Linked DNA regions of Homo sapiens: region 1 is linked to region 2. The links are chromatin loops, found by intact Hi-C in ENCODE. Cell type or tissue: heart right ventricle. All regions are shown on one strand.

Region 1 (5,000 bases), 350 kb before region 2:
GAAAGTAGATGAACAAGTGATTACTGCCTCAGCAGACTCAAGAAAGTCTGATCTCCAACTAAAAAGGAAGGTGAAGTTGAGAACACAATCCTCAAAACGCAATGATAACAAGGAGGGGTGTCTCTAGAATAGGGAACTGGCTGGAGCAGATTCCTAAACCATCTCTCTCCCCTTCAAGCTGCCAAAGGTCTAGTCTCTAGAGGAGGTAAACTGAGGTTCCCTGGACTGGGAGAAACCACGCTCAGTTGTGAAGAAAGGTACTGTACAGAAAACTGAGGATTTAAGTGACGATATACATAGTAAATGCTGTGTGCACAATAAATGAAGCTTTCTTCCACCACTCAGCCACCAGAATACCACCAGCAAGACCTCCATGCTTCAAGCAGGACACAGGAAAAGGCCTTTCCATGCCATCGCTCCTCTAGAGCTTACTCTCGAGGACAGACCTCAAGATACTGACAAGAGGGATTTCCCCCAATAAAAGAGACAATGAAAATCATCCAATGGTTAAGTCAAAATTGATAAGGCCCACCCACTTGCTCAGAGCTTCCAACTGGCTACAGAGTACCACGATGTTAATGAGAAGCAGAAAATTAAGAATTAATAAACATCTGAGGAAGAAATAAAAAAAAAAAAGAATAGGAAGCAGCAACTTAGAAGAAACAGACCATGCACAGAGGAGAAAAAAAAAAACCTGTCATTAATAGCCTCAGAAAAGTAAGAGAAAATACTATATCCAGGACACAGAAACAGGATTTTACTAATTTTTTTAAAGGAAGATTCTAAAAACAAAAGAGCTCTTAGATAATAAAAATATGGTAGCAGAAAGGAAAAACTGGATAGTAGGGTTGGACGACCAAGATAAGGAAATCTTAAAAACCTGAACACATACAAATACCCCAAAAAGAAAAAGAGACAAAGAGGAAAACTGGAGAGAAATGATAAGAATGTCAGAAGACCAAAATAGGAAGTCCAACGTTCAATAAAATCATAGCTCAAGATAAATACAAGAGGGAAAAGAGGAAGTTGTCAGGAGAAGTTCTCAGAATCAAACACAATTGCCAGATTGAAAACGCCCACCAAAAATACCTCGTGGATGAAAGTGGCCCACACAAGGGCGTATCACTGTAAAACTGCAGAACACCATAGACAGCGAAGATTCCGTAAGCTTCCAGCCACAAAGAATCAAGAATCAGTGTGGATTCAGACCTCTCGACAGCACATTGATAAAGTTTCTACTCTCCTTTCCATTCCCTGCTCTGACACTCATTTCATCCTACCAGATTTTTTCATGTGACCTAATTCTAAGAACTGGAAGAGGGCTTTGAAGACTTCAGAAGCTGAAGACGCAAAGTAGCCCATCCCTCTGCCCAGTTTGTTTTATTCTCCCCATTTTGGTTATTATGATTTTTTAAATCCTTTCATTCTTTTCACTCAGAAAGAGGCAAGTAATTGATTTCCTTATGAAGAGGCCAGGCAGTCCATTTTTCATGGCGTTCAGCGTGCACAGCAAATCTAAAACCATTGTCTGGCAAATGCAGCTTGCAGCCGCAATCATTTTTTTCACCAGGTAAGCCGGCTGGCGTATGTTTTTAAAATTTTATTGTTAAGTATTGTCTTTTACTGGTTAAATCAATGATAACATTCTTTACTTTGTGGTTGTGTTACTCAAAACGAGGATTTTTAACAATGATAAAAAATAAAGCTTGTTAGATCATTTTTAATGGTAATGAATTGGTTCCTGAAGATTTGATTAAAGAGAACTAGGCCAATCTAAGCAGAGTCCAAATGAGGTAGAAAGTCCATAGAGAACAGGAAAAAAGGAAGTTGTGGAACCACAGACACAGTAAAAGGAAAAAATTGGCCAGGTGCGATGGCTCACTCCTGTAATCCCAGCACTTTGGGAGGCTGAGGTCGGTGGATTGCTTGAACCCAGGAGTTTAGGCAACATGACAAAACCCCCATCTCTACAAAAAATACACAAACAAAAGACATTAGCCAGGTGTGGTGGTGTGCACCTGTATAATCCTAGCTACTTGGTAGGCTGAGGTGGGAGTATCGCTTGAACCTAGGAGGTGGAGGTGGCAGTTAGCTGAGATTGAGCCGTTGCACCCCAACCTGGATGACAGGGTGAAAGAGACCCTGAAAAAAGAAAGAAAAGAAAAAAAATTATTTAATTAAATTATTTATTTTTGTGACAAGGTCTCTTTCTGTCTCCCAAGCTGGAGTGCAATGGCATAATCATAGCTCACTGCAGCCTCAAACTCCTGGGCTCAAGGCATCCTCCTGCCTTAGCCTCCCAAAGTGTTGGGATCACAGGCATAAGCCACTTCAAGGGTAGATTTTTTTTTCTTCTTTGAAACAAGATTTGGTTCTGTCACCCAGGCTGGAGTGCAGTGGTATATTCTTGGCTCACTGCAACCTCTGCCTCCTGGGCTCAAGCAATCCTCTTGCCTCAGCTTCTCAAGTAGCTGGAACTACAGGCACGTGCCACCATGCCTAGCTAATTTTTGTATTTTTTGTAGAAAAGGGGGTGTCGATATGTTGCCCAGGCTGGTCTTGAATTACTGGGTTAAAGTGATCCACCCACCTTGGCCTCCCAAAGTGCTGGGATTACAGGTGTGGGTCACCACACCTGGCCAAAAACATGTTAAGTTTTAAAATCAAAAGAAAATCAGCAAGCCATTTTGCATATTTTTCTGGAGATATATAAATACAGATATATATAGATAGAGATAAAGATATACAGATAGATCTGGACTGGAAACCTTATGATAATATAGTATCAGTTGGGTATAACTTAAAAGGACAAAGGGAACTGATTAAAAAAGACTCAAGGCATATATATATACATACACACACATATATACATATACATATATATACATGTACATATATACATATACATACACATACATATATACATATACACATATATACATATACATATATACATATACACATATATACATATACATATATACATATACACATATATACATATACATATATATACATATACATATATACATATATATACATATACATATGTTTTCCCAATTCTTCATACCACTTTTTATTTTTATTGAGATATAATTAATTTATACACCATAAATTCACCCTTTTAAATAAGTGCACAATTTAGTGGGTTTTAGTATAGTATTCACAAGGTTGTAAAACCATCACCACTATTTAATTCCAAAACATTTTTTCTTTTTTTTTTTTTTAAGACGGAATCTTGCTTTGTTGCCCAGGCTGGAGTGCAGTGGTGTAATCTTGGCTCACTGCAATCTCCACCTCCCAGGTTCACACCATTCTCCTGCCTCAGCCTCCCGAGTTGCTGGGACTACAGATGCCCGCCACCACGCCCAGCTAATTTTTTTGCATTTTTAGTAGAAACGGGGTTTCACTGTGTTAGCCAGGATGGTCTCGATCTCCTGACCTCATGATCCTACCGCATCGGCCTCCCAAAGCGCTGGGATTACAGGCGTGAGCCACCGTGCCCGGCCAATTCCAGAACATTTTCATCACCCCAGAAAGAAGCCCCAGAATCACTGGCCCTACTCAACCATTTCCCCTCCCATTTCCTGGCAAGTATTTACTTACTTCCTGTGAATTTGCCCATTTGGGACATTCCATATAAACGAAATCATACAATACGTGATTTCACTAAACAAGATTTTTGTGTGTGGCTTCTTTCAAATAATTTTTGAAAATTGTGGTAAAGTATGCATAACATAAAATTTACACTCTAACCACCTCCCCCCCCCCCTTTTTTTTTGAGACAGGGTCTCACTCTGTCTTTCAGGCTGGAGTGCAATGGTGTAAACACAGCTCAGTGCAGCCTCAACCTCCTTGGGCTCAGGTGATCCTCCTACCTCAGTCTCACAAGTAACTAGGACCACAGGCACACACCACCACACCTGGCTAATTTTTGCATTGTTTGTAGAGACAGGATTTCTCTATGTTGCCCAGGCTGATCTTGAACTCCTGGACTCAAGTGATCCTCCCACCGTGGCCCCCCAAAGTGCTGGAATTACAGGCATGAGCTACCACACCTGGTTGTCTCTAACCATTTTTAAGTGTACAATTCAGTAGAGTTAAGTATATTCACATTGTTGTACAACCAATCTCCAGAACTTTTTCATCTTCCCAAATGGAAACTCGTACCTATTAAGCACTAACTCCCCATTCTCTCCTTCTCCCAGCCTACAGTAATCACCCTTCTACTTTCTGTCTTTACCAATTTGAACACTCTAAGTACCTCATGAGTGGAATCACACAGTATTTGTCCTTTGGTGACTGGCTTATTTCGCTTAGCATAATGCCCTCAAGGGTTCTCCATGTTGTAACATGTCGGAATTTCCTTCCAAGGCTGAATAATGTATCTGTTATATGGATCAATCACATTTGGGTTATCCATTCATCAGTTAATGCACATGTAGGCTGTTTCCACCTTTTGGTCATTGAGAATAATGCTGCTGTATACATATGTGTATACGTTTTTGCATGACCATTTGTTTGCAATTCTTTTTTGACTATATATGTATGAATAGAATTACCGGGTCATATAGTAGCTCTAAGTTTAACTTTTTGAGTAACTGCCAAAGCATTTTCCAGTGTTACATGGTTTTACATTCTCTCTAACAATACATAATGGTTCCAATTTCCCCAAATCCTCCCCAACACTTTTTATTTTTATTTTTTTTAAACATTACAGCCCTGCTAGTGAATGTGAAGTGGTATCTCATTGTGGTTTGGGTTTTAATTTTATAATATTTTAATTTTTAAAATCAAAAGAATATACTGGGGCTGGGGTGGTGGCTCAAGCCTGTAATCCCAGCATTTTGGGGGGCCAAAGGGGGTGGATCACCTGAGTTTATGAGTTCAAGACCAGCCTGGCCAACATGGTGAAACCTCATCTCTACTAAACATACAAAACTTAGCCGGGTATGGTGGCAGGCACCTGTAATCCCAGCTTCTCAGGAGGCTGAAACAGG
Region 2 (5,000 bases):
GGCTGATCACCTGAGGTCAGGAGTTCAATATCAGCCTGGCCAACATGGTGAAACCCTGTCTCTACTAAAAATACAAAATTAGCCAGGTGTGGTGGCGGCCGCCCGTAATCCCACCCACTCGGGAGTCGCTTGAATCCAAGAGGCAGGGGGTTGCAGTGAGCTGAGACTGGGCCACTGCAGTCCAGCCTGAGTGAGACTCCATCTCAAAAAAAAAAAAAAAAGAAAAAATCTTGGAAGGTTGGGGTAGGGGGTTACACTACTTTAGGGGTGACTGACTAGTCTAATGAAGATGACACTGGCTTGTATCACGGAGGGACAGTGGGAATGGAGAGAAACTGATTCAATATTTATTTTAAAGGCATAGCAAACAATAAAGGAAAAAGTTTATTCTCATATTTCTAGCTTGAGCAGCTGGTGGGACAGTAATTCCATTTACTAAGATGAGAACGCTGGATGAAGAGTAGGTAATGGGGGGAAACGATGAGTTTGGTTTTAAACACGTTTGAGGTGCCTGCCTTGCGGACAGGTCCAGGAGTCTGCTGGACATACAGAACTGAACGTGGACAGAAGGAATTCAGGCACGGGAAGTCAGTAAGTTAATATGTGGTTTGTACCTAGAATGGGGAGTAGAAAGCTGTATAGATTTAAAAGCATAGTTTAGTTGATTCGGAAAATGAATACAGATTTTTAAAATGCTGTTTAAAGGCGTGTGGTGGTCCACGCCTGTTGTAATCCTAGCGCTTTGGGAGGCCAAGGCTGGAGGATCACTTGAGCCCAGGAGTTCGAGACCAGCCTGGCAACATAGTGAGACTCTGTCTCTGCAAAAAAATGAAATATAATGCTGTGTTCACGTAATTATATTTAGAATGGAGAGTGACAGAAAAACATGCTAATCTAATCTGGTAATTTCTATTTTAGTAGGTCCTAATTTCAGAGCAAAGGATTGACAGGATAAAAGCAATAGTTAAGAAAGATTGGCCCACTTACATAATGAATGAAAACTGGCCTCTGAGTTATATGCTGAATATGTCTTGGCTTCTCAGATGGACTATAAATTCATGTATAAGAAGCTTTTTTTATTATAAGCTTCACTAATCTATACAAATAACATATTTTTAAGCACTTATTAAATAAAAGCAATAACAGAAAACTTAATTTCTATAAATTGGTAACATTACAATTAAAACCTCTGCATACTATAAACTGCGTGAAAATTCTACATGGCTTTAAAACTATCATGAGGAGTCCACATATAATCTACCACAAAAGTACAGTTAAACTGAAATTATTTTAATCTCATTTTCATAAAAGATGTAAAATCTTTCAGATTTGTCAAAATTGTTGACACATATCACTATGTTTAAAGTTTCCTACTTGATTTTACATAGAAAAATACTCAAAATATCACAGCATGGAAAAAGATAATCCTATTTGCCTGAAATCATCTTTAAAATCTGTGCAGTTTATTATGCATCAAAAAAGGCAATTTGAATGACGACCATAGCTTTTAAAGCAAATAAACTTAAATGAACAGTTTTATTGACAAACATAAGTATTTTACTGTTCCACTAAGAAAAATAAAATATTTGATTTCCTCGACAATGTATCAAAAAATCACCCACAGGTACTTAAAAAGTCATCTGAGTCACGTGATTTCAAAGGTCTGCATTTATGTAATTATCGAATAGTATATATTTTGCTTCCCTGAATGCTGTTTCGTAGACTGATACTGATATATTAGGAAACAGAACTTTTCTGAAATTGCCACTTAGTTTAGATTTTCTAAAAACGCCTTTATTTCAAATCTTTAAAGATTTCATAAATACTCACTGCAGATATAACAGAAACCATTATAGTATCTTTCTCCCCAAGTTATAAGCATTGGTTTTAACAGCTAAAACGATGCAAGTTGCAGATTTCTCAAGAAGGTTTGAAAACTAGACTACAGTATAAAATAAGGTATTGAAAATATTCTTATAAAACACATTCTAAAAAAAATTCCAGGTTCTACCTCCTAAGAGCCACAGGGTCTTGGGCAAATCAAGGGCAAATTATTTAACCTCTTTGAGATTTAGTCTCTTTATCTATAAGATGCAGACAAAAATAGTGCCTGCAAGGCAGGGCATGGTGGCTCAGGCCTGTAACCCTATGATTTTGGGAGGCTGAAGTGAAAGGATTGCCTGAACCCAGGAGTTTGAGACCAGCCTGGCCAACACAGTGAGACCTCTTCAAAATAAAAAATAAAAAAATTAGCTGGGCACGGTGGCACATGCCTGTAGTCCCAGCTCCTAGGGGGGCTGAGGTGAGAGGATGGCCTGAGCCTAGGAGACTGACGCTGCAGTGAGCCATGATCATGCCACTGCACTCTAGCCTGGGCGACAGTGAGACCCTGTCTCCAAAAGTAATTAATTAATTAAAAATAAAATAATAATTAAAAAATATAGTACCTACATTATTGGGCTGTTGGGAGGATTAATTTTAAAATACATAAAATGCTTAGGACACTGTGAGGCACACATGAAGTGCTCAATAAATGTTGCTCTTGGCTGTTACTAACTTATCACAACTACTTCATTTTACAGGTCTCTGAAACTAAGACCTATACCACTGATTACTGTGTAATGAGCCTTAAAGATGTCAAGGTTTTTCTGTATGTGGACAAGACACCTTTGGTCTGTATCTGGCCAAAAAGGGCAGCACAGGGAAAGAAAGAGGCAGTGAGAGTGAATATCCAAAGGGTAAGGACAAGCAGCACAGAAAGGAAGGCACAGGAATGGGAGAATTGGAGCATGGACTAAATTTCACTTACTTCCTAATTTGTTCCCAGCCATCCTGATGACTATGAGCTCCTTTCAGGAGGGCACTTGAGACTGCGTGAACGTGACCTGCTAACTGCTGAATGTCTATACAGAGTACAAGCACCGGGCTCCCTGACAGGCAGCATCACTGAATTTCCACTTACAATGACAACACAGCAGTAAACTTTTTTTTTTTTTTTTTTTTTTTGGAGACAGAGTCTCACTCCATCACCCAGGCTGGAGTACAGTGGCGCCATCTCGGCTCATTGCAACCTCCGCCTCCTAGGTTCAAGCGATTCCTGTGCCTCAGCTTCCTGAGAGCAGTAAACTTTAAACTTTAAAAATGTGGTTACAGTTATTTCACCATTTGGAATGACCTTGCTGACAAAGGTTTCCGTGTTACCACCTCAACAGCAAAATGTCAAAACAAAGACAAAAACAAAAAATGGCACAATGAATACCATGACCAGATGTTTGGGAGGTAAGGGAGCAAGAAAAGAAAAAAGTTACACATATTTTACACATATTTCTTAAAATATCTGATCCAAACCAAAAGACACAGAATATACATTTAAAACCTTAAGTATTGTTTCTCACAGCAGTTTCTGGGTTAAGGTGACAGATTTCATTTTGTTCCCTCCTGAAACCTTCTTAAAACCATGCTAAAGAAATATTGTTAGCCGGGCACGGTGGCTCACGCCTGTAATCCCAGCACTTTGGGAGGCTGAGGTGGGCGGATCACAAGGTCAGGAGTTCGAGACCAGCCTGGCCAATATGGTGAAACCCCATCTCTACTATAAATACAAAAATTAGCTGGGTGTGGTGGCGCATGCCTGTAGTCCCAGCTACTTGGGAGGCTGAGGCAGGAGAATCGCTTGAACCTGGGAGATGGAGGTTGCAGTGAGCCAAGGATCGCGCCACTGTACTCTAGCCGGGGCAACAGAGTGAGACGCTGTCTCAAAAAAAAAAAAAAAAAAAAAAGAAAGAAATATTGTTAGTCTAGACGCAGTGGCTCACGCCTATAATCCCAGCACTTTGAGAGGCCGAGAAGGGCAGATGGCTCGAGCTCACAAGTTCGAGATCAGCCTGAGTAACATGGTGAAACCCTGTCTCTACAAAAAATGCAAAAATTAGCCGGGCATGGTAGCACACACCTGTAGTCCCAGCTACTTGGTGGGCTGAAGCAGGAGGACTGCTTGAGCCCAGGAGGTCGAGGCTGCAGTTAGCCGACATAGTGTCACTGCACTCCAGAGCCTGGGTGACAAAGGGAGATCTTGTCTTCAAAAAAAAAAAAAAAATCTGCTGTCCAGGCACGGTGGCTCACACCTGTAATCCCAGCACTTTGGGAGGCCGAGGCAGACAGATCACAAGGTCAGGAGATCAAGACCATCCTGGCTAACACGGTGAAACCCCGTCTCTACTAAAAATACAAAAAATTAACCGGGCACGGTGGCGGGCACCTGTAGTCCCAGCTACTCGGAGGTTGAGGCAGGAGAATGGTGTGAACCCGGGAGGCGGAGCTTGCAGTAAGCCGAGATCACGCCATTGCACTCGCACTCCAGCCTGGGCGACAGAGCAAGACTCTGTCTCAAAAAAAAAAAAAAAAAAAAAAAAATTGTTAAAGACGAACTCATAAGGATAAAGTAGGGGAGACATGGTAACAACAAAAAAAGATTTTAAAGTAGATGAACAAGTGATTACTGATTCAGCAGACCCAAGAAAGCCTGATCTCAAACTAAAAAGGAAGGTGAAGTTGAGAACACAATCCTCAAAACGCAATGATAACAAGGAGGGGTGTCTCTAGAATAGGGAACTGGCTGGAGCAGATTCCTAAACCACCATTCTCCCCTTCAAGCTGCCAAAGGTCTAGTCTCTAGAGGAGGTAAACTGAGGTTCCCTGGACTGGCAGAAACCACGCTCAGTTGTGAACAAAGGTACTGTACAAAAAACTGAGGATTTAAGTGACAATACAAGTAGTAAATGCTGTGTGCACAATAAATGAAGCTTTCTTCCACCACTCAGCCACCAGAATACCACCAGCAAGACCTTCATGCTTCAAGCAGGACACAGGAAAAGGCCCTTCCATGCCATTGCTCCTCTAGAGCTTACTCTCGAGGACAGACCTCAAGATACTGACAAGAGGGATTTCCCCCAATAAAAAAGACAATGAAAATCATCCAATGGTTAAGTCAAAATTGATAA

What was found. Peaks named below come from ENCODE experiments on the same cell type or tissue, not always from the same donor. Only the 100,000 strongest peaks of a DNase experiment are listed, where the experiment ranks them.
Region 1: a loop joins it to region 2, with 21 times the contacts of the local background. A loop is called at or near these places in 5 of 110 quality-filtered maps.

Annotation. Positions count from the first base shown.
Region 1 is chr17:68,209,730-68,214,729 of GRCh38, reverse strand. It overlaps a transcript of AMZ2 not described here. Among named protein-coding and RNA genes, the nearest start is that of AMZ2, 36 kb to the left of the region's middle. In heart right ventricle, no CTCF peak of the experiment used is centred here; no DNase peak of the experiment used is centred here.
Region 2 is chr17:67,856,562-67,861,561 of GRCh38, reverse strand. The region is part of intron 2 of BPTF (bromodomain PHD finger transcription factor); the gene reads right to left. Among named protein-coding and RNA genes, the nearest start is that of BPTF, 34 kb to the right of the region's middle. In heart right ventricle, no CTCF peak of the experiment used is centred here; a DNase peak (open chromatin) is centred at 2,927.